Linked DNA regions of Homo sapiens: all the other regions are linked to region 3. Evidence: chromatin loops called from intact Hi-C (ENCODE). Cell type or tissue: Calu3. All regions are shown on one strand. Links, peaks and the distances in the headings refer to the core of each region. The heading gives the core; the rest is flanking DNA.

What was found. Hi-C counts contacts between places; a loop is a spot of excess contacts. Peaks named below come from ENCODE experiments on the same cell type or tissue, not always from the same donor. Only the 100,000 strongest peaks of a DNase experiment are listed, where the experiment ranks them.
Region 1: a loop joins it to region 3, with 5 times the contacts of the local background. A loop is called at or near these places in 25 of 110 quality-filtered maps.
Region 2: it touches region 3 in a loop (6-fold over the local background); 38 of 110 quality-filtered maps call a loop at or near these places.
Region 4: a loop joins it to region 3, with 3 times the contacts of the local background. A loop is called at or near these places in 5 of 110 quality-filtered maps.

Annotation. Positions count from the first base shown.
Region 1 is chr6:8,979,205-8,987,410 of GRCh38, reverse strand. The region is part of intron 2 of LOC105374914 (a long non-coding RNA gene); the gene reads right to left. Among named protein-coding and RNA genes, the nearest start is that of HULC, 330 kb to the right of the region's middle. RefSeq lists a silencer at 3,986-4,035 and an enhancer at 3,941-4,235. In Calu3, for the core only: a CTCF peak has its summit at 4,098 (motif pointing left); a DNase peak (open chromatin) is centred at 4,080.
Region 2 is chr6:9,248,093-9,256,298 of GRCh38, reverse strand. No RefSeq gene overlaps it. Among named protein-coding and RNA genes, the nearest start is that of HULC, 600 kb to the right of the region's middle. In Calu3, for the core only: a CTCF peak has its summit at 5,364 (motif pointing left); a DNase peak (open chromatin) is centred at 5,308.
Region 3 is chr6:9,401,097-9,409,302 of GRCh38, reverse strand. No RefSeq gene overlaps it. Among named protein-coding and RNA genes, the nearest start is that of HULC, 750 kb to the right of the region's middle. RefSeq lists an enhancer at 3,286-4,485. In Calu3, for the core only: no CTCF peak of the experiment used is centred there; a DNase peak (open chromatin) is centred at 3,712.
Region 4 is chr6:9,536,080-9,544,285 of GRCh38, reverse strand. No RefSeq gene overlaps it. Among named protein-coding and RNA genes, the nearest start is that of TFAP2A-AS2, 860 kb to the left of the region's middle. In Calu3, for the core only: a CTCF peak has its summit at 3,571 (motif pointing left); no DNase peak of the experiment used is centred there.

The DNA of each region.
Region 1 (8,206 bases), core at 2,758-5,257, 420 kb after region 3:
CAAAAGGGAAATCCACCTAGGTACCTGAAGTAATGAAGAATCCTGAGTGCCTCATTTGTTCCAGAAATGAGGGCAGGATTAGAAATGTTTCCAAGCCAACAGGCAGACCTGAATGCATGCTGGAGAAGAGCCACACGCCATGTGGGGGCTGAATGCTGGCCTTGGCCATGTCAGTAATAGAGTCTAACGAACTAAGACAAGAGTTGCAGGAAATAGACCATCAGTGTAGTGACCTTATTTCTAGGACTCAAAAGGGGATTTTACTTTCCTCTGATTCTTAATATGTTCACATGAACAATCATACAAAAGTAAGAAATTAAATCACTTTTCATTAAATGTTAGTTAATGATTTGTCTTATTATGACTATGTTTTATTATATTTAATTTATTTAATTTGTATGTATTTAATTTGTTCTAGAAATTACAAGACGTGGAAACTATAGGTTTGGAATTCTTACTAAGCTTTAGGCAAATGTCTTGGTATTTTCCCTGTTTTTGTGAAAATATCTTAAGTCATTCAAAAATATTGGCCCATATCACTTATTTATATGTAATCATATGATTTCAAAGAGGCAATTCAAAATACTGATGAAACTGCTTTATAAACAGTCAAGATTATTTATAGTTCTAGAAACAACTTTTTAATTATATTTTAAAAGTCAAGAGAGATAATTAATTAGGATGATGTGTATAGATTTGTTGCATATTCATATAAGATTGATTATAAAGTTTAAAACAAAATAGTGACTTTAAAAATGCAGAGGAGATACAAAATCAACTCAAAATAGATTACAGACTTGAATATACAATCTGAAATTGTAAAACTCCTGGAAGGAAACAGAGGAGAAAATCTTCAAATTGATCATGGCAATGATTTCTTGGATACGACCCTAAAAGTACAAGCAACAAAAGCAAAAATAGACAAATGGTACTCCATCGCACTAAAAATGCTTCTGTACAACAAAGGGAGCAATCAACAGAACAGAAGGGTAACCTACACAATCAGAGACAGAAAATTTTTGTAAACCATGTATTTCATAAGGGGTTACAAGTCAAAATATATAGAAACTATATATAGGGAACTAATATGTAGGGAACTGCTATAACTAAATAACAACAACAAAAAATAAGCAGATTAAGAAAATGAGTAAACGACCTAAACAGACATTTATCTATGTAAGACAGAAATAGCAGACAAGTCTATTAAAAGGTGCTCAACATCCCTAGTCATTAGGCAAGTAGGAGTCAAAACTACAATGAGCTATCACTTCACACCTGTTAGGATGGCCATCATAAAAAAAAAAAAAAGTGTTAGTGAGATTGTGGAGAAATTGGACGCTTGTATACTCTTGGTGGGCACATAAAATAGTGCAGCCACTATGGAAAACAGTATGGAAGTTCCTCAAAAGATTAAAAATATCACTACGGGCTGGGTGTGGTGGCTCATGCCTATAATCCCAGTACTTTGGAAAGCTGAGGCGGGCGGATCACCGGAGGTCAGGAGTTCGAGACCATCCTGACCAACATGGTGAAACCCTGTCTCTACTAAAAATACAAAATTACCTGGGCATGGCGGTGCATGCCTGTAATCCCAGTTACTCAGGAGGCTGAGGCAGGAGAATCACTTGAACTCGGGAGGCGGAGGTTGCAGTGAGCCGAGATCGCGCCATTGCACTCCAGCCTGGGCAACAAGAGCGAAACTTCATCTCAAAACAAAAACAAAACAAAACAAACAAAAAACAACAACAGTAACAACAACAACAACAACAACAAAACACTACCATATGATCCAGCAGTTCCATTCTGGTTAATTATTCTGGGTAATCATTCAAAATAATTAAAATTGGGATCTAAAAGAGATGTATCTTCACTCCCATGATCATTGGAGAATTATTCTTAATAGCAAAGATATAGAAATAATCTAAATGTCCATCAATGGATGAATGATCAAGAAAATGTATTGCATGAGTCCACTTACATGACATATGTAAAACAGTCAAACTCATGGAAACATAAAGTAGAATGATGGTTACCGGGAGGTAGGGGGAGAAGATGGGGAATGATTGTTCAATGGGTATACAATTTCAGATAAGCAAGAAAAAAAGGTTCTAGAGGTCCGAGGTACAACATTGTGCTTGCACCTAACAATGTTGTATGGTACACTTAAAAACTTGTTAAGAGGGTAGAACTCATGTTATTTCTTCTTAACACAATTTTTAAAAATGCATTGGAAAGGGTTTTACTTTAGACTGGCATTCTATATTTTCCTGAAGCTGTATGCAGAGCATCGAAGGAAATCATCTTAAACAAACAAACAAAAAGCAGCTACTGGTTAGACTATTGTCACCTGTGCATCGCTATGATTGTGTATTATTGAGTTATGTGACCAATGCTACACAGTGTGCAATGTTCTCACTACACTTGGCTGAATTCTATCAAGCTAAACACTCTTGACGGACAACATCTTGACTAGCCAAGATGCACTGACTGTTTATCAATAGTATTGATTGCACCACAAAGTTACACAATTATGTGACATAATACAAGGGGGGGGGGCGACACAAGCAACAGTTTAATAAGTGGTAGTGAATATCATTGTGTAAATTGAATACTAAACATTTGTTTGCCTAACAATTTAGGAAAGGCTTTAGAAACTGGATGTCAATATCAGATTCCTAACACTGTTTTATATAAAATCATTATGATAGACATCTTACCAATATGGAAACTGAAGGCCAGAATAATTCAGATGCCCAATGGAGACAGACTTAATAGCATGTCCAGTACTTGAGCATGAGTTTCATTGGTTATTAAGGCTAATTTATCCAATTATCCTTCATAAAAATAAGAGTTGTACAGGGCATTATCTTGTGAATAAATTATCAACATTTCGACTTCACACTTGAATCTAAAAAGAAAAATTGAATTTAGTGTCTAGTGAAGTCTTTACAGACAAGTCATATTATAAAAGAGCAGACATTTTATTAGAGATTGTCACTTGATCATTTTTTTAATTGGATATCTGAAATGTGTGCTGTGGGCCAGGCACAGTGGCTCATACCTGTAATCCCAGCACTTTGGGAGACCCAGGTGGAAGGATTGTTTGACCCTGCATAGTAAGATCCTGTCTCTAAAAAATAATAAATAATAAATAAATTAAAAAAGAAAATGTGTGTTGAAGCTCAAAATGATAATCATTTATTTACTTGGTAATGAGTCATGACCACAAATCAAATGTACTTTTCAAAAATCATCAGCTTCTTGAAACATATGGAGTAAAGGAAGTTGCCTAAAAATGAGGGATAGAAAATTATAGTGCATCCCTAAGGCAGTGGAAAATCTAAGGAGTAGGCTTGTTTAATCCACCCCTGGGTAAATCTCACTGATTCACTTAGATTATTGCCCTGTGTCGTTTTTGAAATATCTCAGAAATGTATTTAAGAATACTGAAACCATTCAATGGTCTGGATTTATAACAGAACTTTTCCATGTCTAAAATTGACAATTTCAATGGATTTTAAAGTTGAAGATAATCCTTTGCCTAAACCCACCTACTATATTTCTATTCATCCTGTACTGTTACATCCTTTATTCTCTTCATTATTTTTCATGTTCTTAGAGTTTACAGTATCATGTGGTTTATGTTTTTCTTACACAGTGATTTGCACAAATAGATAACATTTTAATTTCTAAAGAGAAATTATCACCATCTTATCAGCCTTAGCATTCACCATCAACTTATGCTAGCAAGAAATTCTGTACTCAGAAAAACTAAACCTACTGGGCAAAAGTTGAACAAATACTCTAAACTAGATAATGCAAACAGGCTGAGTTTTAACACCAGTCCACATCAATCCGAGGTAATTGTTTTAAATGCTGTAAATATTCATTTGATACCTTTACCATAGAATAAACAATTTCCTACCACTCTCATATACTTCTGAGCCTTCCAGAATACCATAAGGATTTATTTACTTCCTGTAAAACAACAGGGGTCCTTAATCCTGTCAACAGATTACTGGAGCTGAGTTCTCAATGCGTCCCGGTGGCGGCGTTGTTTGTGAAATGCTGCCATCTATGGGACAGAGGTGGGTATTGCTCAGGGCCCAGGCAGCGAAACCACAGCCGCCTCTCTGCTGCGCTACGTGGTTGGTTCAGTAAATGAAGCAATTTTTGGTCAATAAACAGGAATAAAAATCATAGCGTTGGCTAGAAAATAGACGTTGCAAACTCCAAGCTGGCACTGCTCTCTACCACAGCTATTCCTTGGGGGAAAAAAATGAGTGCTGTGGCAGTTGTTCCGCAGTAGCTTTGATCCAAATCTGTTTCTCTTTTTTTTCCTCCCACACCCACATTTACGCTTTTATCCAAAATGTTGCAATGTGGTTAGAACAATACAACCTTCCACGCATTGGCAAACAAATAGGTTAACTTGGTTAATTAAAGTTTTAAAACTCACCCATTCTGAATAATAGCATAAACCAAATTTGCGAAGGACTCCTGACCTTCCTGTGTGTCATAGACGCCTGTGAGACAATGCAATGTATTTCCATTCAAAACTTGGCAAAGAAACCCGGATTTGACGATTTCTCCCACTGATCAAAGTCCATACATCAACATCATAAAGCGCATTGTACTGTTCGAAAGAAGCTCGTCTATTTATTGAGAGTACTTTCAACAACAGTGTCATTTAATGCCCACCTCAGCCCTAGGAAACAAATCTTGCCACTGTCACTCCTTTTTCACAAAACGGTAAATTGAATGTTAGAGAAGTTGTCACTGCGCTTAAGTTTTACAGATCACTGAGCAATAGATCCAGGATTTGAACACAGTTTGTTTCATCCAAATCCAAGCAGTTATCTCCTCTCCTAGGCCTTCCTTGTGGTCAAGCACTGATGATTTAAATCTAGTTCTTCATTTTTTGTTTTCATTTTACATCTGTGTAGCCTTGGGCACATCATTTGAATTTCTTTAGTCTGAATTTTCTCGTTTTCACGACAAAAAGATTAGTGTATCTATTTCTATGTTCCTTTCCAACTCTCAATCATATAATTCATCTGTCTTGATGAGGACAAAAAAAGAAAAATGAAAGAGTCACAAATTGTCATTTGGATAAAACTTCGAAGGTTCCTTAATTCCACTCTCTCATTTTAAAGATAAAGGAGCTACGCTTGTGGAAAGAAAAAATCAAACGGTCAAGAAAAAAAATCAAATGGCTGAGAGGCACTGTTGCCAGGAGAGTTACTTTCAATGTACCGGTACCTCTAAGGGGTTTAATTTTAGTTTGATCCAGCCTCTCTAGCCAGCTGTGTGTGAGGAAAAAGAGAAGAAAGAGGAAGCCTTCAGTGCCTTCAACAGGAAAAACAGTAATGTGAGAGTGGTTACTCATCTGATAAACTAGGAAGGAACAAGGAAGGTCTAGACTAGTAGGGAGTTCTTAAAGATAAAGCTTGGAGCCCAGGTAGCTGGATCTCAAATGGGTTAATATTCATGCCAATGGGCTAACCAAGCTGGCATTCCTCCAAGCCGAAGCCTGGATAATGATATGAATATTACTCTTCCACCATGATTTGTACATCTTTCAGTACCCACTACATGGCTTAGTATAACAACCTGGTCTTGAGTAAGACTTGGGAAATCTTTGTCAAGTGAACAAATTAAACAATATTTTTTTCTCTGGACAATATCCCATTTGAATATTGAATTAGACAATATGTCGTTTCTCTAGACTCATCCTCTAGGTGACTAGAAACATGCAAAGAATGTGGCTCTATACCTAACAGGGAGAAAAGGCTAGATTATTGTCTTAGTCTGTTCAGGCTGCTATAACAAAATACACAAAACTGGGTGGCTTATAAACAACAGGTATTTATTTTTCACAGCAGGGAGGGCTGGAAGTCCAAGATCAAGGTGCCAGCAAGGTAAGGTTCTGGTAAGGGCCCAGTTTTGGGTTAGCGAATAGTGATTTATTGCTGTGTCCTCATACAGTGGAAAAGACACAGCTGGCTAGAGAGGCTGGATCAAACTAAAATTGAACCCCTTAGAGGTACTGTTACATTGAAAGTAACTCTCCTGGCAACAGTGCCTTTCAGCCATTTGATTTTTTTACTTGACCATTTGATTTTTTCCTTCCACAGGCATAGCTCCTTTATCTTTAAAATGAGAGAGTGGAATTAAGGAACCTTAGAAGTTTTATCCAAATGACAAGGGGCAAGTTAGCTCTCTGAGGTCTTTTTTTATAAGGGCATTAATCCCATTAATGACGACAGAACCCTCAAGACCCAATCACCTGCCTTATAATACTATCACATTAGAGATTAGGTTTCAACATATGAATTTTGGGGAGACAACCATTCAGACCATGGGCATTATCTACAAGACTATAACTTGTCTTAAACTCATTAAAAGTCTAGTTCATAAAGGCAAACAAGTAAATCAAATTCTAAAGGTGAATCATCACATCCAAAGAGAGGCAGGACACAAGAACTGTGTCAGAAATTGCTTAGTGAGAATATAAAAAGGATGACCACCATAGAAATTGGTACAAAATGAAAAAGCAAAAAATTTAATGAACACTTAAAGGCTGAGGAGAATTGGTTAATGTGTTCATTTGGGATTGCTAAGGGCCCTAGACACAAGGAAAGTTGCAAGACTTTATCCGTGGGTCTCTACCATTTGCTTAGGAGAAAGACTAAGGGCTGAGCGGGCGACCAGAATAATTCCCTCTCAGGAGCACTGATAAAGCAGTTGTTAGCATCTGTGAGGGTTAAGGCTCTGTCCACTTTGTAGAAGACTTTAAAACAAAAATAAAGCAAATGGTTTAAGTCTATGAGAAAGGAGAAGAAGAAAACTCAATTAGATTCTGGATAGAAGATAACTCTTATGGCACAGGCAACACTCCATTGCTACTAGGGAAAAGGTTGAACCCTGTATTCCTGGGGAGGAGAAATACAAAACAGTCTGAGACCCAGGATCCTACACAGATTTCAAGTGGAGGCTTGATTCCACTAATGGAGGGGCAGGGAACTTCTACCTAAGATTTTCAAGAAGTATGAAGGGTGTGAGATTTTACCCTACCTTAACAAGCTAAAAACTCATTAGTTTCACACAATTCTCTAAGTGCTGGCAGAATGACATGAGGCTGCTGGGTCAGAGACAGAACGCAGTTTAATACTCACTGCAATAGTGGTAGTCAGAGTGTCATGGTTTTCTTTCCCCAGTACCCTGAGCCCCACTACCCATAAGGTGACATGATGATGAGGGTCAGATGATGCTTTCATATGCAGTCAGTTGCATTACAGAACAAGAGCCCTAATGTAGGATGCTCCAATCTTTCATAATTGACAACAAACAAATCTACCTGACTTTTGCCCCAGAAGAAAAATATGTCTGTATTATACTGCAAACAGTATTGTTGCTGTATTAGACAGCAAACAAATCTGCAGAGGACAGGCATCAGAGGAAGGCACTATCTTTATCTTATAAAGATATTCACTATACAAATATTCTTGAAAAGAAAGTCCAATGAAGAAAAAGGCTGTCAGTGTGTCTGCTGGTCAGATGTACAGAAGGAAAGAGACTGATGGAGAATTATCTCTCCCACCCCACATACACAAAATGCCATGAAGAGGAAGTATGGAAACAGTAAAAATGTATCACTCCTGATGCCCAGACACATTGGTCCTGCCTAACATTGAGGTTGTACCAGAACAACAAAGAACTTTCCCAATTCTACCACTAGCCAAGCACCAAGTCCCTGGTATGGTATTCTATCACTGGGAAAGTGGCAAGAACCTGGAGGGAGACTATACTCTGTGGTGCAAGTATTTAGTGTTGACTAACAATGAATGGGGAAAAAACAAACGGACTCTCAGAAAAACCTAGGAGACTCTATCCTGACTCTATCCTGAGTAGCTTGAGGAGCTTGAAGTCTATAGTTCATTGAAGATAATCATAGCAACAAAAACTCCAAACCACATAAACTCCTGATTAGATTGGCCAAACCCTACATTCTAACTGAAGAACAAAAGAGGAGGTACAATCATTGCTAGGTATAAATATTATCTTCCTGCATTTCTACTATTCTTCTATGCATGATATCTGATATTCAATAAACAATTATGAGATATACACAGAAAAAAAATCAAGAAAAAAGTGAGCAACATAAGGATAGATGACTCATATATTGGAATTAACTGACAGAGGC
Region 2 (8,206 bases), core at 3,838-6,337, 150 kb after region 3:
CAACATATATAATTTTATGTATTATATTATTATTAATATGTATTATATTAGCTATATGGTTTATGTATAAAAGACCTTGCCAAGCTATTCAGATATTTACCTTATTAAATACTTATTTAAAATATTTAATAAATATTTTCTTAAATATATGTATTCATTTATATTATGAATTAGAGATAGAAGACATGTATGAACTTGTTTTTTCTTCCAGTTTAACAGAATACTAACCCATATTTCAGTTCTCCATATTGATAGCCAATACACACTAAAAACACACCAATTATCTAATGGGGCAATTGCATGGTTCCATAAGTTATCAAGAAGTAGCTTGGCAAGAGGAAAGAAGATTACAGATAGCCTCTGTAATTTTTTGTTTAGCAGCTTTGCACAAAGTTGTTTTGGGAACCTAGTTGATTAGTAGGTGGACATAAAAACATGATTTCACTAAAAGAAAATCCATGTCTCCTTTCAAATCTACTGATGTTTTCTGTAATTATAGAATAGAAGCTTTTTTATTTGTGAAGCCAATATTTTGGAAGGGTATGATTAAATCAGGAGAAGCAGGTCTATATTAACGAACACTGGGGTTTTCTATCTTCTATTCTTTCCTTTCCTTTTCTTTTCTTTTTATTCCTTTTCTTTCATTTGTTCTCCTTTCTTTCTTTTTTCTTTTTACTTCTCCTAGACAGGCAAATTCAAAGAGCATCAGTAGCTAACAAGTTCCCAAATACTCTACAAGTAGTCAGTACTAATGATTACACTACCAAGATTCCAGTGATTTAGTGGTTCATTGCTAATCTCACTCTTACACTCTCTACATGGCTTAGTTCCATCCCATGACTTGAGTTACTCTTTCATCCAATGACAGCACCACTCACTGCATTATGTTGCCAATTACAGCAGAATTTTATAGCTGAGATAAAAGCCAAAACTTTCTAGTTTAGATCTCAAATTTTCCTAGTCCACAATTGTGGTTCTGAGAGAGTAAAAAAAGTTTGAAGGTGGAATGAGAATACATTTTGATGATTTCAATGTCTGAAGTGATGAAGTTTTGAAGCTCTGTTGTGTCTCCTACTATCTGTGACACTCCGGATGTGTTTCTAAAGTTCTCTAAACCTCAGTGACTCTATGCGAATAAAAGAAAATCATGGAGGGGGGATAAAGTATCTGACACACGATGGATCAGCAAATGTGTGGCTATTATAATTTTTAATCGAAAGGGCTATGTTCCTATGAAGTGACAGAATTGTGATAATTCAGGCTTCTTGACTTTTTAGTACATAATTCTTTCATTATTCCATATTCTCTCATATTTGTCTGGAAGTAGGGAATCCTGTAATAATGTACACTTGCAATTGCCAAATGAGAGGTGTAGTTTTGGTTCACGGCAAGCCTCAAAAATACTAGCATATAAAAATATTTTAATATGTTTATTAGGGAACGCCAACAGATACAGATTTTAAAAATGTGAAGACAGCTTACAAAGTAACATATAAAAATATGGGGAAAATATTATAATTTATTTCAATACTGCAGATTTGAAAATACTTTGTGAATAATGTTTGCACTAAGAAGAATTTCTTTAAATTAGCAACTGGATTTTCTTGCATTTTTAAAGCAGTATTTCCTTAAGAAAAAAGCAGGCTTAGTTTCTCTGTGACACAGAAAATTCCTATCATTTTCACTTTGTTCCAAAATTATATTAATGGAGTTTTTGTCATGGGAATAAATTAAAATGGGGCATACCGCATGTGGAACGTGATGGTATTTCTGCAGCATGCGATTTACAAGAAAACAATCTCATTTAGATCATATCACTGACCGCGTGGCCGACACGGGGGACCACCTGGGGCCCATGTGGAACCTCTCCACGCAAATGGGTTCATTCAGTAAGAAACATGTGATTTTTAAGAGATTTCATTTAGAATTCTTCAGAACAAGTTTATGAAAGGATCACTTATATTTAGATTAGAATGGGCTATTTCTTGCAGCTGTGCAAATTTCACATTGTATTTAAGTCCTGGAGATTTCTGACAGAAACGTAAGTTGAATGACAGTGACAGAGAAAGAGGCACCTTAGCAAAAAGAGCCGAAATCATGACCTTTACATTTAAAAATATCTAAGTTTTAGGACCTTCCTGCATAACCCTGCTGCTCTTAGATGTGTGACTTTCCAATATAAAGAATAAAATATACCATTATATAAAGCTTTCATGATCGTGCCCTTTTATCATCAATTTTAATCTACTTGTAAACTAACAAGAGCAATAAGAATGTATCTAAAAACAAATCACAGAATCAAACAAACCAAATTCAGATACAATAATATGCTGGCAATATTAAAATATCAGAATTGGCATCGAAGTATTTATTTATTTTTAAGGAACTTATAAATGTAAAAAGAGTAGGACATACATTTTTGAAATGTTTCTAGGATTTGGAAGATTGCTTTAGTTTTTATTGTAGGCACTTTCCCATAGCAATTCAAATTGTGCTCTAAATCTACATACATCAAACCAAAACATATCCAAAAAAAAAAAAAAAACTGGCCTATGCAATGCACCCATAAATTAGAATCTCCCAAAATGTGTCTTCTCTCAGGATACTAAGGACAAGGATAGTGAGTAAACCAAAGAAACTTTTTTTTCTGTATAGTATTTAATTAAATCAACTGGAAAATGTTGGTAATGAAAAAGTTTTGAAATCACTTATTTATCATTTATTATAAATTCCTAAATACATTATAGAAGTGATGGATTGTACATTGGAAGAAAGAAAGAAGGAAAGAGCACATGATAAAGAAAATTTTGAGTAGCATTACTGTATTCAACAAGTTTCAAGCTGATTGTTTCTCTGGCTTGTGAAATTTATGCTTTTAGCTTATAATGTTCCAAAGGAAATAAAACCACCCACTGGATGTAAGTCAATATCATTATCTCTTCCATTTTTCTGTTTTGCCATCCAAGTTTTTTTTTTTAATTCACAATTTTACAAAATAAAAAGAGAGTCTTTAAGGCCCAACAATCAGGAGACCCTCAAGAGTACAGAAGAGCTGAAGAGGAGGCCAAAGGGAGGTGGAGAAGGGAAGATATAACACATTCTCAGGATAAATCTGCTAGGAAATCTCACAAGTAAGGCATTCAGCCAACTGCCATATGCCCTGACAAAGATACCAACAGCAGCAGTGAGCCCAGGGAGCTGTTTTATCATTAGCCCCTCACCCAGCAGTGGTAGAAACTCATTTAGCCCCATGCTGGACTTTCATTAGGCCAGACTCGCATCAGATGGTCCCATGCTTTGGCTCAGGAGCGGTGTGGCCCTTTATTGGGGGAGGCAGCCACATCTCAGCTCAGCAGGGAGCCCAGATTGGAGTGTTCCTCGCTGACAGATGCCAGGGCCTCAGCGGAGGACCCAGTGGCCAAGGGAGCCTGATGCAAAGCTATCTTTTATGTTGGCATTTTGTGGGCCAAAGCCTATGGAAAAGGAAAAATAATAATCCTAAAGCTTTCAAGTTTGTCTTTAACCTGACTTCCACTGAAAATAAGATAGAGTGAAAAAGAAAATCCACAAAGCTGAAAGCAAAGAGAAAATGCCAAAAATCTTCACTTGGAATCACAACAAAGAGCTGAGCTGACACTGACAATCGTTTGTTGTTTTTTTTTTTCCTCCGGACTGTAATAAAAAGTCAACGAAGCAAGGGATGTCAATATATTCTAATAACAAAGATGTGAAATTTTAGAGGGCCCTTTTCCTTCTTCTTCATAGGGAAGCTTTAAAATATGCAGAAAGAGAGAGCAAGTATCCAAGTCTAATAGATGCATATAGGAAAGATATGTTTCTTAAAAAAAAACAAAAACTAAAACTTACATCATAGCAGTGATACACACTGTGGTTTTGGGGAGAAAGGAATTTAAAAATTCAATTTGTGTTTATTTCTTCTAAATTTATAATTCCATCAAGAATTATAGACAAAAGAAGAAAGCCAGCTGATGCTTTTTTTCTATCAGCCTTTTTCAGGAGGAAAAAATTGTGTTCAATATTTTAATCCCTGATCGTTTAAAAAATTATATTACTATGCTTTATTATCTGAAAGCTTTTTAGAACTATATAAGAACCCAAAATGTATCTTTCTGTTCATTTTTTAGGTGTCCATGAATTATAGAATAAACAACAGATGATCTAGGAGAAACAGAAAGCATTTTTATTCTTTTATTTCATGCATTTAATTGGGTTGTTTTTATACCAATTACAAATGCCATTACTTTATATATAAAGTTTTCATATCAATATGATATACTAAAGAATACTTTTTAAATGCAAGTTATATTTACTAACTCTTCTGAAAATGTGTATTTCAATTTATATAAAAGCAGCAGATTGAAAGGCAAAGAAAAGCAGAATGAACCCTCCTAATATACAGTATTTTCTATGGAAATTTATTTATTGTATATTTAGAAGATTTCAATAAAACATTAGCAAATTACATAACAATCTAAAATACCTGTGATATTCTGAACTCTGAATGTTGGTTGACAGATCAGGAAAAAAAATACTAGTCAGTTTCTCATCTTTTCAAAGATGAGTCTCTAGTTATTGTAAAGTATTCTAGTCTCCTTCTTCATCTTCTCTTGGATGAAGTTTGCAGATATCTTTAGGTCAATGGACCATAGGGAGCTTTCTTGGTGCAGTGAAGCCCTTTATAGTACATTTCTCTCCAGGCATCTCTATTCCTGTTTGTCAATGACATGTGGCTTATCATCCACTTAATCATCCTGGTTTATGTCAATTTACAGGCATGTTAGGGAGCCTCACTGCAGATGGTTTCTTTTACTGAATTTTTAAAAATGAACTTTTGGTATTTCTGTATACTCTTTTATTTTATTTAAATAGTAATATTATTTGAAAGAGAAAATCTTTTTGTTTACTAAGAACTAATGGTGCAAAAATATTGCAAAATTCTTTTTAAAAGAAAACAGACAATAAGCAACTATAGACCAATAACCCAAACAAAAAATAAATAAGAAGCTGAAATTATTGCAGTATCATTGACATTTTGAGACTGGCTCTCTCTGGCTTTTAATTTTAGAAGTAGAGCTAGTGTAGGTATGTATGAAGGTGTGTGTGTGCGTGTGTGTGTGTGTGTGAAAATAATTACCAGTGACCTACAGTAACAGTCCTTCCCGCCTAGATGTTTCAGCTGCATTTGACGTCGTTATTGCCTGAGACAACAGTCTGGCTGCGATGTTAACAAACTGGGCCAAGCCTCTTTGATGCACCACAGGTATTAGAAAGTTGAGCACTCACGTAAGCCCTCGAGCAGGTGGGCTGTGTTGAAGCGCCACCTACTGAAACATCGTGTTTCCCAATCCTGCATTCCCAAAGTTGTCATTTACTACAGCATTGGCAAAACTGGTTCAGGGGAAAAAATTCCAGTACAAATGAAATCCTATTTTTGGCAAGCAGGACTCTATAAGTGTGTCAGCTTCCAACTTTACTGATTACAGCAGTTTGTCTATGCTGATGCATTTTTGATCTCTCTTTTCTAAGTAAGAATATAGACCAAAAGGAATACCAGCTTGCATGTTCATAAATTGGGTCATTGATGAGTGTAGGAAAAGAAGGGAGAGGAAGGAAGAGGACCGGGCAGTGTTCAATGCAATTTACACATTTGCAAGATTTTTTTTCATAATAAAATAGATCTGAGTAAAAAATGTCATACAATCTCATACACTCACACGTGCACCTACATAAATCTCTAACGGATTATATTCATCCTAAGGGAGGTGATTAAAATAACACCCAAATTGACATCTGTATGCACATTCCCCTATTGTTGCCAACCTACTCTCTATTATTAAAAAAAAAAAAAGAAAAAAGTGTTCAGGAGGAACTGAATATTCTATCTCACTTTATAAGTGAGAATAAGAATGCTGTCCAGCCACATTGCAAGAGGTAACACTAGCTCATGACAGACAGGACAAGCTTTAATAACTGATCTTGAGATTGGTTGAGATGTTGTTAGGTTTTAAAACAGAATGGCATGTTACATATCATGGACATTGAGAAAACAAAATGATTTTCTTTCTAAAACAATTTCTTAAAAATATAATGTAGCGTTTCTTCTACATAGCAGGCTTGCCCTTGGTGGGGAAAGCCATTTATGGTGACAGCATAAGGATTTCTATTTGTAGAATTTAGGGGAAGAGATTATTGGGTTTTTCGACTCCATTTTTAAAGTTATTCAAGTAGTAAATCCATTCTTCATGGAAATATAGACTATTTAAATAATATACCAAAGGCTAATTCTGACAGTGCTAATATAATTTTCTGAATCAAGGTCATTTGTTTTACACACACACACACATATATATATACACATATAAACTATATATATAAACTATACATATAAACTATATATATAAACTATATATATAAAGTATATATGGTGCAAAAATATTGCAAAATTCTTTTTAAAAGAAAACAAATAGACATGCATAGAAGCAACTATAAACCAATAACCCAAACAAAAAATAATATATGTAATTTATATATATATTTATTTATTTATTTAAACAATGAAAGTAAAAGTTCCCAGGCCTGATATATTCTTAAAGTTCTCTTTGGTAAATATATATTTGTATGCTATAAATAAGAGCTGTGCAGAAGTCTATATAAGTAGAAAAGTCATTTATATACTTAACTACTGTAGCAACACATTTACATAGGCTCCCTCTAAGACTGCAATGTTTTATTACGTTGACTTTTAGACTCATAAACTTCCAAAGGTAATACCCCCTATAACACTTATCTTTTTCCAAAACAACCACTGGCCTTTCATTACATAGAAAGCTTAATTGTCAAAGTCACAATTAAATCCTATTAAGGGATTGGTTTAAAGCCACAAAGGAGTAAAACAAATTTGAGAAAGCGGCTTAATCCTCTTCCTCAACTATGAACCATTAGGCATTGTGTTTTTAATGTAAAAAGAACTTGGAATTTAGATCCAAAATAGTTATTCACATATAATATTTTAGGTATTGCTCTAATTTATTTTTAGGCCATTGTTCTTAGTCAGAATTAAAAGCTGCACCCTTGGGAATTATAACCCTGGCAAGAAGTGGGGCTGGCTTTTGTGGCCTCCACTAACTCATTTGATCAAAAAGAATGGGAATTCTTTCCCTATCATCCATAAAATGTGGGTCATAGTAACTACTTTTTCTCCCGGAAAAGCTATGGAAATAATAACCTTAAATCATCAAGATTTTCAAAGAGAGACATTATTTCAAAATCAAAATTTCAAAACTTTCCTGAAAATGCAAATTAAATTTTAAGCTTAATTAATCCAAATTTGTACGTGGAAATACATACCAACATGTATGCTAACATGCTCTTATAAAAAGGTCAGCCTCAGAAACAATTCTTTTACTAGTTTATGAAAAAGACCAACTTAGAACTGGTGCCAGAGTCAGCATTCCACATTATTAAAAAGCAAATTTAAGGATAGGGTTTATTACAGGCAAGTCTTCATTCTATGATGGAATTTTATTTTAAAGGTTTTTAAATATCTACCAGAATAGAAAAGGAAAATATGGGCATTAAACACCTGCAGCCCCGAAAAGCAGACCATTTCACTCAACAGAAAGAAAAGAATGAATCCACCTAAGAGGAAACTTTTTCTCACTTTATGGAAGCATGTGCTCTTCAAATCTGCCCTTGCAAAAGAGCATAGTGATCAAAATACGCACATGCTTCAGGTCGTAACAACTAACACCTAAAATAACAAAACACAGACGCACAAATAGAATCATGAACATATTGATAAAATGGATTAGACTTCATCATCTTCTACTGTGTCCCAAACAAAATATCACTCATTCATGAATTCAGCCCCAAGGCAGAATCTGAGTAAATAAATGGGCCTTGCCCCATGCTCCAGGGTCACCACACTCTGGTTTGGCTTGCTCAATGGAGAGCAAATTCCAAAGTGGAGAGCACTCTGCCTGATGACACCCAGTTTCAGCCTGAAGACTATTAGCAATCCAAGGTAGCTGGTGCTTTGAGGTCATACACCACAGACACGCAATTTGGAAATAAAATAAGTGCCTAAACCAGTCTATCTAGTAGATACGCGAGGGTGCATTTAGGTGGTTCTTTTCACCTTTAGACAATTATTTAAAATAAGAGTGCTTTCTTTACAAGTCTCAAA
Region 3 (8,206 bases), core at 2,483-4,982:
TGTATATTAATCCTCTGTGAAAACAAATAACTTGAGTGCTCGCTCTCTTGCAGCCTCAGCCATTAATGTTGGTGGATGGTTTTGATGGTATAATCTGTGTGTTGCCAACACAAAAGTCTGTTACCTTCTCCTCAGTGCCAATCTTATCTTTATTCCTGTAAATTGATGAAGGAATTTACTCCACTTATTGATGGAGGAATATTACAAAACAACAAATAGTATCTCTGCTTGATTCATACACCAAGACTCTGGGAAAGATCTGGTAACACCAAAGAAAATCTTCATGGTTGGAATGAAGCAAATAAAATGTAGCCAAACAAAGAAAAAAACCAAGAGCCCATTGCTTTCCAGCATTACATCTACTATGATGTATTCTCTGAAAGCCGCCCAAGTATAACTATTTATTTTAACTAAAGTAATCAAGATGAATGTCAGCAGTTATGACACACACTGTTTGCTAAAGAACACATAGAACAATTGCTCAGGGCAAGCTTCATTAAGAAATCAGATAAAATTAGTAAAACTGATTATATTTCAAAACTCAGCAGCAGCTAAAATTGCCATTCAGGAGCTTCCAATTAACACAATTGGTCTTGTTCACAATCAGCTATTGTAATCTCATTAGCTTATTATATTTTAATCATTGTGACATCAGCACAGCAAAACTTATTTTATTTTGCATGGCTAAAGATTGGCTAAATTGGGTGTGTGGCCTACCCAGTCCTAGATGCAAACAGGCCTTTGCAACTTGGCATCTAGCCCATTCTTTGGGGAAATTATCCTGATCAAGAGGCAAATGCACATAGATTTCCCCCTACTCTAGTAGTGAGAAGGCATTTTGGAAACAGTCATCTGATTTAGCATCTAATGATCGGGCTATCAATTATTGAGTCAGCTGACACTGACACTGACTGAAATCATTTTGTAGTAGCATTTGGAGAATTGACAGTTTATGCAGGAAAGAGACAGAGAGAGATTGAAGAGCAAAGAAAAAGGGTGGAAGGGTGGTAGAATTCTCTGCGTACCTGTGTTTAACTACTGTACCTCTTTGTTTGACTACCTTGTTTTATTAACTATGTTCTGAAGATACTGGTCATTGCAGAAATAGAATCTTTTTGTCTTTTAGGTAAGAATAGTCGCATGTACCTAGAAAACTGGTGTTTCGTTGATATCAAGTATTGCCTGCTGCAATGAGATTATGTTCTATTGATGGGAACTGGGGTGTAACAGCCATCTACAGAAAGCAATAGGTTGCCCTATTTTCCGGCTGAAAATGCTGCGTGTTTTATGAACTGCCTCTATCTTGCACACCAGGGATGTTTCTGTAGCTAAAGCCATAATAGGATTTTCCTAAATGATACGAAAATACAAATATTCTGACCAACCAGCTTGCAGAGGTTGCTTATTCTCCAGCAAGTTTTAATACTGCATTTTTTTTGCCTCCATCTTTCAAGAACATTTTTGATTTCACTTTTCTGTTATGAGTGCTTTCTATAAAGGCATCACTGATCACTAATTGTATTCTGCGAAAAGGAAAACAACAGAGGCAGTGCGCCAATATACGTGCAAATCCTTGTTCTTGGCAGGACCCTGTATAACTGGAAAGATATGAAGAGGTAAATATTCCTAGATGTGCACACTGGGAAATTCAGAAAGCCTTCCGTGGTCTCAAAACCCTGCTATGCTTTTTTGAGTAGTTGAGACTAATTCAATCTTTAAAAAGCAGCCACTCAGCTCCTGATATTTTAATGTCCATAAATAAATAAATGAGAAAAAGTGCCCTTATAAATCCCAGGAGAGAAAGTTAAATGAAAATGGAAGATGGAGTCCTTCTGTGACTATCATATTACCATACCTAAGCACTAAAAAGGTGAACGTTCATCATTATTAAAATCATTCAATTTGTGTCTTTAATTATAACTTTTGGGGGCATGAATGGCTCCAGAGAAATTAGTCTTCTATTTGCTCCATGAAAGAATTTAATAAGTAATACATTGTGTTAACTGATTTTTAAAAATCCATTTAATTTTTCCCTGAATTCTATTTTAGGATGATGAGTTCTGATATCATAGAAATTTTTGTCCAGTATCTCTTGCTTAGACAGTCACACATTTTTGTTTCTTAAAACACAAGGTCCTGGACTTTGGATATTTACGATTTAACTTATAAATTGCTTGTCAGTTTTTCATAATTTGAGCCATAGCCTACTTAGCCATGTATTAACCAGCCGCAGTCTCAGATTCCCTTTATGAAAATCCACTCAAATTGTGTGAATGATGGTCCCAGGTTGCCTTCAAGCCATTGTCTTCATTTCCAATGGTGACACTTGCATATTTAGAGCTGCTCAGGTTGTACAATCAATAAATCTCATCTCCCCTGTCGATGACTGATTTGCAGATTGATCCCCATGTGATATGGGATCAGCATGGGCTTCATGACAAAAAGAACTTCTCATAATCCTTCATGTCTATTCTGATGACAATAGATAATTACGTTGAATTCTCACGTGCAACAACACTTACAAACCACTTTTCAGAATGTGGTTTTGTAAGTAAATCCTGAAATTCCTTAACGAAATGCAAATGGGGAGCAGGATTTGAAGATTCAGCATCATTTTACAATTTCGAATAAAGAAGTATTTTTGTAGGGAGATGATAAGTGTACATATCAGTATATGTGTACATATATACACATTTATATCTACATTTAGAGAAAGTTAAATATGCAATATATAACTTTCTATATTTACACACATATGCACACACACATATATACATGTTATTTAGTGATCATTTGCTACATATAAAAACATTGACTTTGAATACTTAGAATAAAAAATATTATTATTATCATTACCTACCATTAATTCAGTGCTTTTGGTGGGTAAAATCTATTCAGTTCAACACCTACGTTTTATTTCTAAGCATTATGTTTGGTGCATGGCATTGCAGACTTTATAAAAGTACCACAGGCAGATAATTTAAAAATCATATTATAATATTTTCAGTTGTTTTGTTACTCTTCATTGATGTTGCTGCAGATAACTTTCTTTAAATCATGTCTTACATGGGTAATCCTATCTAAAACTGATGAAAGCAAAGTTTCCACATTTGAAGAGAGGTCAGACTCAGAATTCCATTTACTTCTCTCTGTCATTGTCACATGCTATGGAGCCTGAACGAAATGAACAACTCAGCACAGTTTGAAAATCACCGTAATACCATCAACTTAATGATGACGCTATCATGATGACGTTTAAAGACGCTGAAAGAGAACAGGAAAATAAGATATTTAGTCTAAACAAAGGTTTCCATGGACACTGCCCAGTGGAGATGATTATCTCATTGGAGTGGGAGTGGGAGTTAACCTGAAGCGTAAATGGAGGTTTTTATCGAAGGCCAACAGAACAATAGGAGGAAAGGTATGGAAGGATGAAACACATGGGGGCAGGAAATGATCAGAGCATTAAACAGGTGATGGAAGGTAGCAAAACATGAAAGAAGAGGGGGTTAATTTGGGATCAAGGATGGTATTGAACACAATACTAAATAATTAAACTGTAGCCTGTAGGAATGGGTGCTATGATGAATATTTTTAGGCAGCGATACGGCTGCAACGCGGAGAATTAATTTAATGGGGTTAAGAGAAGACAGGTGAGCTGGATGCTTCCGTGCATATCAGAAGCTCTGAGGTCTGCATCCCTCCCTTAAAATCCCTAAGGTATGAGTCATTAAGCCACTCCTGCTGGGTTTAGTGACTAAGAAAGAGTCAGTAAACCTCTCCAAGTGCGGACATCCAGAAATAGCTCATTTGTTTATTCATTCAATTAAAATCCAATTATTCTTTTGTTCATTAAAGGAACATTTACCTAGTAGCCATGATGCACCATTTTGGTAGTCTCTGGGTCATGGACCATTGCAAGGTTTAATCTGAACAGCAGGGTACCTTTTTATCATACGGATTAATATTACCGGATACTTTTTAATAATTTCTGGCCACTGCGTGCAGAAGGTTGTAAGTGGGGTAGGCAGCCCTGGAAGTTTCTTTAGGTTGAATCCTGTTGCACCTCCAGGAACCACGTGAAAGGACTCTAGCATTCGCTCACTCCCCAGTTTTCTTTGAATGGACAGTGCTGACCACTTCTGGCACCTCCTCCCCTCTCTTATTCTCCCAGCGTTTGACATTAGTGCTCATTTTACTGTTTTCATCTTTTATGCCGAGGTTTCTCAACCACTACTAGCATTTGAGGCTGAATAATTGTTGGGCTGGGGCTGTTCTGTGCGTTGCAGGATGCTTGGCAGCATCCCTAGCTTCTACTCATTAGATGCCAGGAATCCACTCCTCCCCATCAGTCCCCCAGTCGCGGCAATCAAAAACAATCCCAGACATTGCCAAATGTTCCCTGGAGGAGAGAAAGGAACCACCTCTGATTAAGGACAGTGATATTTCCTATAAAACACGATTCAAGGTTTTCCTCCACTTACATGACCTAAGGTCATTGTAGGTAAACACCTATTCTCATTCATTGTAACTTTTATCTATCTACCTCCCAGGAGGAGCACACGCTAGCCACAAGTAGGATTTGTGCATAATCCCTTTACAACACATACACTGCCATGGCTATGAAAGTCCTTTTAAAAAATCATTTCATTGGAAACCAGAGAAGAGTGAGCTAGTCTCTTGAATCAAATCACATAATGTGGCTATATTCTTGTAACTAGTATGTGGCTGACCTTGAACCGCCCCATAAGTGAATCAAGATGCTGTAGTTTGCCATGTGTCAACGAGTTGTTATCATCAGTAAACAGGACGACAGCATGTCTGAGACTCTACAGATTATGGAAGAGCTCTTTTTTTTTTTTTTTTTTTTTGTCCTTTGTTAACAAACCCAAAGTTAGGCAAATGCTAAGCTCTCAAAGTATAGAGCATTTTAATAATTTGCTTTGGCAGTTGGGGCCATCATTCCATTTCAAAAATCTACCTCTGCTCGGCTTGGCAGGGTTATTTGGACTCCGGGATGTGTGCTAATATCTGCAGGAGGAAGCAGAGATACTAATAAGGACTCGCCTTGATTCCCCTTCCTTTCATCTCCCACAACTAAAACTATGTATTTTTTTCCTCGGGAAAACAAAATTAATTTTGAGTTTTTCAAAAATCTTGGCATGTACAATAATACAACAGAACCCCAATTTTGGCACTGCTGTGATTGCATTCCCTAGTTAAGCACCCTAGATATCAATACTTAATGGTATTCTCTAAGCTCAGCCAGTGAAGAAAATAGGGTTGTTATCTATCAAAGCACATTTTAGTTTCTGACAAGTAAAAAGCAGCATGGGGAATGCAGGAAGGCTGAAATGAAAGCCTAAAAGAAAACTCATATAACATCTGGTGTCCTTTATCCCCTGATGGCCTTTCATAGGATGATATGATGAGCTCGTTCTGATTTAAGACCTGATGATTTGGTTTGAGAAAACAGGAGGAGGGGGCTAGATGCAGCCAGGCTGGCAGCAAATTGGGATACAAAAATCTGCTCAAATAATTGGAAACACGACAGATTTTTTTTTTTGTAACTGATGCCAGTGGCATCTTAGTTTATCCATCTCTCTCAGTTGAATTTGTAAAGTGCATTATCTTATTGGTTTTAAAGTTTCCATCTCACTTATTTGCAGACGGAAATGTGAGCAAATCAGTCATGATGGATTGCCTAATTTTCTGGGCTGAATAAACCAGTTTTATGAGATTGTTGATTCCTAGATTATTAGTTAACAGAAACATTGATCAAGTTTTAACCTAAAAAAAAAAAAAAAAGCTTATCAGACTATTGCATTTAAACTGTTTCCTTATCGTTACATTTCCTTATTTTTACAATACTTATAGTATTGATAATGAATACGCTCATTAAAAAATTTAGAGAGCGTCTCATAGAGGGTTTTTCCTTTGCTTTTTGTATTTTCAATCCAAATGCTAAAACTGGGCTGAGCCACAGATGTCAGAAGATTAGTAATTACTCTGCCAGAAATCATCTCTGATCAAAAAGCCAGAGGAGGCCAGGCGCAGTGGCTCACGCCTGTAATCCCAGCACTTTGGGAGGCCGAGGTGGGCAGATCACCTGAGGTCAGGAGTTTGAGACCAGCCTGACCAACATGGCGAAACCCCATCTCTACTAAAAATACAAAAATTAGCCAGGTGTGGTGTCACGTGCCTCTAATCCCAGCTACTCAGTAGGCTGAGGCAGGAGAATCGCTTGAACCCAGGGGGCGGAGGTTGCAGTGAGCCGAGATCGTGCCATCGCACTCCAGCCTGGGCAACAAGAGCGAAACTCTATCTCAAAAAAAAAAAAAAAAAAAAAGGAAGGAAGAAAGAAAAAAAAAAAGCCAGAGGGAGGGGCGGAGAAAAACCATTCCCTACCTAGAAAATATAGGTCCAATTTAATCCGTTGCAGATTTCTTACTGCTTCACTTACAAAAGCTGGGAAATAAGGAAAACCAAATACTATAGAGCCATATTTTTTAAATTAAATGAATCATTTAAGGTTCATTGGCTGTGGAAGTATATGTGGTAATTAACAAGGAGAAGAATTTTTATTTGTTAATCAGAACCTTTTGACAAGGGGTTGCCTGCATGGATGCTCCAAATTTTAATGTTCCAATAAAAGCAATAAGGATCCAATAAAAATCCACCCCTTTATCATGTTTTTCTTCAAATTTGAAGTACAATCACAAAAATAAAATCATTTTGTGCTTTGTTATTTTAAAACTAAGAGTTGTAATAACCATGCCATGGGGGCTTGGGAGTGATTAACATAAATTCAGGCATCATCTTGTGAGTTTTTTTCTTTCTTTCTTTTATTTTCTGTCCGACCTTTTTTATGGTTGCGTCTTAGTGAATATAAACTTTTCCTAGTTAGAATTGCAAGTGAAAGAAGTAGTTTCTTTGCAAAAGGAAAGAAGGGAGTTAAAAACTTTTATGCAAGTAGACTTTACTGTGAAATGTTATCTTTTGTTAGTTCAAAGGTTCCCAAAGATATAAATTCTTCAGAACTGCCCTGAGGTGCTAGGGATGTAAATTGAATACTTTACAATTTGTAGACTGTTCCTGCAGTAATGTGTATCTCCTCTGTGAGTGAGTGTTTGGGGATTTTTCAATTACTGGAGTCTGAAAACTCAGAGATTCTTTAGGGCAGAAAAAAGGCTCTTCTCAAAGTTGAGTCACTGATGTTCAAATTAGCTGCCAAAAGCACTATAATGATCTGTGTTCCAGATTTTGCTAAACAGGGAAAAATGGCCCATTTTTGTCAGGGGGAAAATAACCTCCTCTAAACGCATCCATGAATAACTGCAGGATGGGTTATGCGATAGTTTGAAAGTGAAATGTATTGTTGATATGTGCTGTATATAATAGACTGATGTTGTTTCTAAAAGACTCAAATGAGCTTCTTCATATTTTTTTTAGGATGGTAGCTTAAGTATGGCCTTTAGGCTTACTGTTAACAGATTTTTACAAAATAATAAATGAATACAATGATAAAATGATATATGTGCATTTAAAATTAGGCATATTTCAGAATTCCATATAATGCAGCAAGCTCAAAATAAAGGAGTGACTAACTGAAAATTATAATTTTTAAATTTTCATCTCATTCTGCCAACTTTTTCTTAAAATGTGTGTCTTGCTCCCATCCCCAAATTAATGCAATTTACTGGATTATATTTCCAATTTCTTCTTATGGAAGAGCTGCTAAGCACTAGTGAAATAATACTAAAGAGTTAGCTTGGAGGAAAAGTCACCAAAAAATGAACAAAAGAAATAGCTTAACACTGGTACCTTCCAGCCCACTGGATCATAATGAATTGTAAGCAAAGGCAGTCTGAATTAGAGAAACATCTATTATGAGATTTTTAACCAGACAAAAATCTGTTACCAAGTAGTCATCTTCTTTTTTTTCTAAATGGGTTATCTATTTCAATTAATATATCTAAAAGGATTTATTGTTGTGCAATTTTAAATTCAAATACATGGTTCCATATTGTTTAAGCAGCTTGTTCTCTTAACTAGGTCAGCTATTCTTATGTTGTCATTTCATGCAAACTGTTTTTGAAAGAAAAAAACAACCACAAATAAAGCATTCTTTAAGTGATAGATCTATACCTTTGTTCCTGTCAGATTCTCAGTAAAACAATCATACTGAGAAGATTGAGTTTTATTC
Region 4 (8,206 bases), core at 2,149-4,648, 140 kb before region 3:
CAATTAATTTCCACACTGCTTCTTTTCTGACACCCAAATCCTCCACCCTGTTCTCATGTATTCCACCCTATTTCTGTTTCCTCTGCCCATTACTGTGCTATTCTTTCTATTTTTACATCGCCCATTTTTCTTCTGTCTTCATGATCTGCTACTCAAATTCTCCACTCTCTCTACATGCACTGCTTTCTACCTTCTCCGACCTGCCTCTTGTCATTCAGTCATCTATATATTTGATGCTATGGTTTGGATCTGTGTCCCCACCAAATCACATGTTGAGATGTAATCCCCACTGTTGGAGGTGGGGCCAAGTAAGAGGTGATCGGATCATGGGGGCGTATTTCTCATGAATGCGCTAGCACCATGCTCTTTGTGATGAGTCAGTTTTCATGAGATCTGCTTGTTGAAATGTGTGTGGCACCTCCCACCTCTCTCTCTGGCTCCCTCTCCTGCCACGTGACATGCCTGCTCTCCCTTCAGCTTCCACTGTGATTGGAAGGTTACTGAGGCCCTCACTGGAAGCAGAGCAGATGTTGGTGCTATACTTGTACAACCTGTATAACTGTAAGCCAATTAAACCGTTCTCTTCATAAATTACCATGCCTCAGGGATTTCTCTATAGCAATGCAAGAACATCCTAATACATTTGGTAAATATGGTTGGAGTTCTAACCAAGTATTGGGATGCTGTTAGCCAGTCCTTGCAATAGACTCAATAAGGTTTCTTTATTTTGCCAAGTCAGATTGAGGTTACTCAATCTATCAAAGGTGAATACTTGTTTGAGCAAATAGTGAGCCCTGGGCTTGGGCATGTGTGCCAGTGATTAGAAAGAAACCTGTAATGCCAAAAGAGGAAATCAGTGGCAATGTAAGGAGAAAGTAACGGGATCAAAGAGGATGATGCCGATGTCCATCATACAAGGCTCTTAACAAAACTATAGGTCACATAAACAGGAGAGTTCGGAGGTATTTATGAGCACAAACTAACAGGTTAAATATTTTATGGTCTATCCATAATTTAGAATAATACGCAGTTATTAAGAATCATTTTTTCAAGAATATTTACTATTCCTAAGAGTGCATTCCCAGTTAAAAGGGGAAAATTATCATTAAAACTATTATAAAATGATCCTGAATTTATAACTTGTAGCAAATATAATAAATACATGATAAGACTTTATATTGTTTTATAAATAAAAAGAGGAAAGAAGTTAATCAGAATATCAGAATTATTGGTAATTTGTTATCTTCTTTATATAGTTCTGTATTTTTTACATTTTCTATAATAATATGAAGTACCTTATATTTATGATCACAGAAAATAAATGCCATCAAATATAAGATGGCCATAGTGACAAACTCAGTTAATACCTAAAAACAAGTGAATTATATGTCTTGTAAGTTAGATATCACATGGATAACATGTAAAATTGCACTTATAATTTGATTTAATGGTTTATGTTCTAGTATATAAAATAGTACAGAATGTTAAATATACATGAATAGAAAATGATATAAGAATTTAACATCTAACTACCTTTACGAAAGTAGTACCATTTCCCCCATTTCCCTCTTATAGTACAAACCAATCATTCAAGCATACTTTTAAATAGCATTTCTTGTATTTGAAAAGTTATTGAGTAATCAAACAGTGACCTTTCGTACTCCACCAAGAAATGCAATTCAGCTTTGTATAGCTTCCATACTAATCAATATCCTATTATGATCACAGACGAGATTTTTACAACTGAGACACAGCAGCTAGAGTACCAGATACGCTTTTGTTTTCTCTAATGCCAGAAATTTTACGCCTTTGCATAAGAAACCATTTTAAGTAGGAACATTGCATTATTTCTCTTTTGAACAGAGCAATTAAGTTTTAGGTTCTATCATAATGCTATGAGAATAGGGTGTATTAACCATCATAGAGCCATTACCTCATAAGACTTATCTTTATAAAGAATATGTGAATCTCCTTTCATCTTGCTTATTTATTCTGAATGGGTGTGTAAAGATTGATGTGTAGCATACCATTCATAAATCAGACTACAGGAACGCCAAGAGATACTCACATCTAGAGCTGATACTATTATTAGGCTCCACCAACTGATTATCTAATACAGTATTTAGTCGATTAGTTCATTAATAATGATCAAACCGGTTGTGTACATCAATACAAATATATTTAAAATACTTATACGGCACTTCAAACTCTAACTCTTTTAGAAGTACAATCCAGGCAAAGGGTTGGCTGCTGATTTTAGCCTGCATGGGCTTCCAGGGCAAAGCCAGATCTATTAGAGGTTATGGCACAAACTATCAGTTGACTTACTGATGAATTAATATCTACGTTGAGAGGATCAGGGACAACTAATTTTAAATATCTCTTTGAACATGTATATAGCCAAAGATTTATAATCATTTCTTACATTACATTTTTATGCATTAGAAAACTTACCGTAATAAATAAATATAAATATCAGGGAGAGAAAGAAGATAGAGGATTACCACTACCGCCACCATGACCCAGGGGGATATTTTGTGAAAACTCTCGTTCTACTGCTAGCTAAATGAACCAAGACAGTAAATCCACAAAGACTTAGACATCATCACTAGAAACAAAGGTTGAATTTCAAAAGCATTATTGGCTCTTCTAGCTGCTATGTAAGTTCCAGGGGAAAAAAATCCTAATGACTCTTACTATATATGGCATTCAAGGAAAATAAAATATTTTCCATAGACTAAAGAAGGGCCATATATCTATTCTGTATACTCATTTGTCTAGTATGTGTTTCTATGGCCTTTCATTACAATAAACTCTTGATATTTTGGTTTGGGGCTTATTATCCAAAAGTGAGCAAGAAAGCAAAACTACAAAGTTATGTCATCCTGACTTTGAAGAGGTTTACTTTCTGTTTTGACGTCTATTGAATCAATGGCATCAGCCTCTTTAAAAGTACGCTAAGCCAATATTGAATCTTGTAAGGGAATTGCATAGATCTCTTAGATGGTCCTAATAGAGGCTTGCCCATTTGAGTCATGGGACTAAGGAAGAAATCCAGGGGCAGTAGCGCAGAATCATTATTGGGGATTATGTTCCAAAAAAAGGTATTAAAAAAACTAATACTAATAGTGCTTGCTATAAAATATTGAAAAAAACTCTAATACTAATAGTGCTTGCTATAGGCTGTATCTGTTCCCCAACTTCTTTATACATATTATCATTTTTTAAAATCTTCACAGCTATGCTGTGGAGTAGGTATTATTATCCCCATATTACAGATGAGGAAACTGAGGCACAGAAACAAATAATTTGCCCAACATTACATATTCAGGAAGTGCCTGAGCCATGTGTTTGAACTTGGGCAGCCAGTCTTCAAAACCCCCAAGCGCATTGCTTTCCCTCTGTTTAGAAACAACGTGGCAAGAAGTGAACTACCTGCTCCTCATAGTCACTGGTTCCTTTAGACAGCAGAAATTTTCTCTCCAAAGATAATGACTCAAGGGGAAATTTTAACATCAGCAAATAGGGCTTCAATTTGACTCCTTTTATCATCAGGAGTGTGATCTAGTGCCCTCTAGAGGGCAAAAGGGGAGATCATGAGCAATGCAGATTTTTTTTATGAACATAAGCAGAAAATTTGCATTAAGACAATATAGAATTGGAAGTTTGAAAAGCCTACATTCTTATTATTAAATCTCTCTATTTAAAAAATTTTTGTAAAGTTACTTGTCTTCCTGTAATATGGAAATGATAAACTTCTGGATGTTGTACAAATGAACTGCAGCCAAGATGATAATGTGAAAATATGGAACATAAGATAGTACATAGTAAAATCTTAAAATGACAAAAGTAATCATTTAGGTAGCCCAACTTTCACAGCTGCATGATTTTAAGACACCAACAATTACTTGAAGCAGGCTCAAATAAAAGAGAAGATAATTAGTGAAAAACCCATTGTTCTTTTGCAGGGAGACTTGGTATCACTCCAATCAACACAAAATTAGGTCATCTGCATTGCACATAAAGATACTCACCAAGCACCAAAAACCTGGCCTGGTTTTGAAGAAATCTGATTTCTCTACAAACCAGTGCTTTCTAGATGTGAAAATAAAGACTTTTTTTTCTCTAAGGCAGACAAAATATATAAATAATATTTTAGATAATTGGTACTCATTAAATACTTGATAAATTAGTGAATGAATTCTGGTTCTAGTTATACTAAAGGTCAAATACGCTTTAGTTTTTTTATGTATTGTCTAACTTCTCACCCATCTTTGTTGAACTAATGAAATGAAGATATCCATCATGATGTAACTGTGAGCTGGGAGGATCTAAATTACCTTCATCTGGCACCATTCCAATATACTATAAATGAGGTAATTGTCCTTGACTATAAAATTTGCATTTTCAAGACTTAATTGCTATCATTACATCTTTTTTGTAATTCTATTAATTTAACTGAATGGAGCGGTTGGTTTTATGGTTAAAAATTTGCATTAAAACATTGTACAACTAAATAGAATTTTAATATTTTTATCCAAAGTTCTATACAGTTATCCCAGAGGAGCTAAGTAATTTCACAAGAAAAAGTAGAGACCTGTCAACAAGCAGCTTTTACCTTCAGTGATCATTAACAGACCTTCAAGTCACCTGCAAATGCCTCATTCTGGGATTTGAGAAGCCACTGAGGCCATGCACTCCATGGATTCCTCCGACTTAATCATTAACAGGAAATCTATTAGCCATAGCCAAGGCATGGCTGGGTGCCCTTTCCTATGATCGTCTTGGTGTTTGAGGTGTTTCCATCTTATCCTCAGCTGAATGGGTCATTCTATATCTCCATGTGTTTTAGTTCAGTTGGAACATGCAGTCCTCGCTGCTCTCTCTCCTCCTGAGCAAGGTATTTACATGTACGTGTCTGATCTTCCAGCCACAGTTCATTGCACAGACTGGTTAGTAAAATGTTATAATTCTTCACTCCTACTGGAGGGGGCAGTTGAGAAAACTTTCCACCTTAGCCTTTGGAATCTTTGTGGTCACTTAACAATTATGCAGCCTTTTCTTAATAAATTTTAATGTATGTGCAGAACTTTTCTAGTCAATTAACACAAGCATTTTCTTAAGTAAAGACACAGAAAATTGCAGTTAATGAAATTGACATTTTACTTAACAATTCTCCAACCCTCTAGACCTTTGAAAACTACCAGCATCTTGGTTTTTGGACAACTGAGTTTGGTTAAAAATCAGAAAAGGACTGGGGCAAAGCTTCATACAATAAAGTTTGGAAGGAGGGGTAAAAACTGAGAAGAAGCCTTTGTTTTGAAAAATTTTGCAGTGATGGTGGATTTTCCTGACTTTACTAGCCAGCTGTGAGGATGAGTGCACTCGTGTACCTTCTGATACCACTTAGTTCAGAGAAAGATGGCAAATATTTGCAGAAAGTGGATAAGGAAATGTCATTAGGGACATGAAGAGCCTTAGGCATGCTTTATACCAAGCATTAATTTTGAAGATGAAGACCAGAAGCCCAGAAAAGGTCTGTGACTTGACCAAGGACTTCCATTTAGTCAGTGGCACAGATGACCTAAAAGTCAGCATCCTTGATTCCAGTACATACTTGTAGTCACTACATCATACTTCCCTTCTAATGCCAAAAGCTCTTCTTCTGGGGAGAATCACTGCAGACTACAATCAAAGCAGCAGGGCCTGGGAGGGTTCAGTGAGAGATGGTTGACACTGGCCCCAGATGTCAGAATTAGTTCCTCATCCACCAGTCTTAATACTTCATGGATCTTCTTGTACATACTCCCAGACCCAATCCCTGAAGCCCAGTAAATTGAAGGATGTATGTCTTAAACAACCAGGAAGCCAAGTGTGTCACTTAGGTTTCTTTTTCTACCAAACTGACACGCCCACTGATTCTATACGTATCACTTTGAATTCATTCAGAGAGATTTTATGAAGTGTGACAACTCCCACGTCAAAATAAATTCTAGTTGTTCTCACCAGAAACACAGAACGGTATTGTATTATTGAGCACACCATGATGTAACTACCTAGGGATGACATCAGGAATGAGTTGTATATAAAAGGGAAGACTTTATATGAATTAGCATCCTCAAAACATTATAGTTGTGCTTACTCAAGAATTCAGTGTGGGGCATTTAGATTGAACGCAACCTATTATGTCAATCATAGAACCTATTCTACCAAGATTAATGAAATCAGCCAATTATTTTTAGGTTAATAATATTTATAAGGAGCCAGGCATGGTGGCTCATGCCTGTAATCCTAGCACTTTGGGAGGCTGAGAAGGCCACATCTCCTGAAGTCAGGAGTTTGAGACTAGCCTAGCCAACATGGCAAACCCTGTCTCTATTAAAAATACAAAAAAAAAAAATTAGCTGGTCCTGGTGGCACATGCCTGTAATCCCAGCTGCACATGAGGCTGAAGCAGGAGAATTGCTTGAACCCAGCAGGCGAGGTTGCAGTGAGCCGAGATCTCACCACTGCATTCCAGCCTGGGCAACAGAGCGAGATTCGTCTCAAAAAACAAAATTTTTTTGAAAGATATTTCTTGCTTAAACAGGAAATGAATTTCCTTATCTCTGCCTTTTCTGTCCCCAATCCTTCCCCACAATGTGATTAATCATAGCTTAGTATGCATTGTGCTTTGTAGCTTTAATGCACAATAATATTTCAAGAATCACACTAGTGACTTATTTAGGGAAGGTCACATAAATCACAAGTTTATTGCCACCATGAGCCAATGGAAAAGACTTTGCATAAACCTCAGCTATAATTCCCTCCCCCCTCATTTTCTCTGAACACTTCAACTCAAAGAAGTCTGACTCAATTTAATAAACATTTAATGAATTTCTACTATGTTCAAAGCACTGTACCAAGTACGAGGATCTTAGAAATGAGTAAAGCATATCCCTCTACCTAAGGCATGTATTTTTCTTGTCTGGATAGCTATGACTGCTATCACTTACCTGCATCTTCTAAGCTACTTAAATTTTTGTGTTTGTAGTTATATTCTAACTCCCAAGTTATTTGCTAAGGAAGCTGGAGTTTGAAGATACGCCTTGTTTTTATATTCTGACCAGTGTGATCCTATATCCTGCTTTGCCTGACTGGCTTTTCTTGTCTCAGGATAATTAGTAATAGCACTCCATTCCCCACCAATATATTCTACTTTGAATAATACATTCTGTCTGCACAACATAGTATCCAGCCTGTTGTTGGCTTAGAGACCAAAATAGAGAATGATGGGAAGGGTAGAGCTTTATAGTCCCAAACCTGTGTTTGATCCCTGCTCCAGCCCTGACCAAATGATAGCAGGTTTTTTTTTTTTTCTAACTTTCCCAGGCCTTAACTTCCTAATAAGCAAAATGGTCAAGGTGACATCAACACCATAGGGTTGCTGTAAGACTAAAGGGTTTTAAATGCTGGAAAGCAATTTGCAAACACAAAGCACTATCTAACCATTCCAGTAAATAATTATTGTTGGTGACTATGATATAGGCAGTGTGGAAGGTCACAGGTCTCGGAACTAAAGTGTGTCAAGTCTAATCTTTAATATTTAGGATTAATAAAGGCAGGGCTAAGAGTATAGCCCAAGTATTGCTGAGCAATTAGCCAAATATAACTGAATAAGAATAACAATGATAATATCCACAGCTATAATTTATTATGTCTATATGGTATACTATGTATTACAGGTACTCTGTATGTACTAGTACTAATTGTTATATTTTCCCGTTTTATAAATGGGGACATTGAGGTCCAGAGAGGCTGAATAATTTATAATGGGCACAGCTTAATGAATGACTGAGTTTGCTTTCAAATAAATCTTTCATCATTTCCAACCACCTTTTGCTGTGTGCTGGCACCACAGGAAATTCTTAGTGCACTCACTGTCAAATAAAAACATACTCCCACACACATACACATGCACACATACACTCACACGCACATGTGTGAGCACACATGCACACCAAGCAGATAGACAATGTAACAAAGAATGCTATGCACACACTGCACAGAAAGATGATGGTCCAAATCAAAATGCTTTAGTCCTGATTTTCTTCAAGATACCTATCAATAATAAACTTTCGGGCTGGGTGTGGTGGCTCACACCTGTAATCCCAGTATTTGGGAGACCAAAGTGGGCATATCACCTGAGGTCAGGAGTTTGAGACCA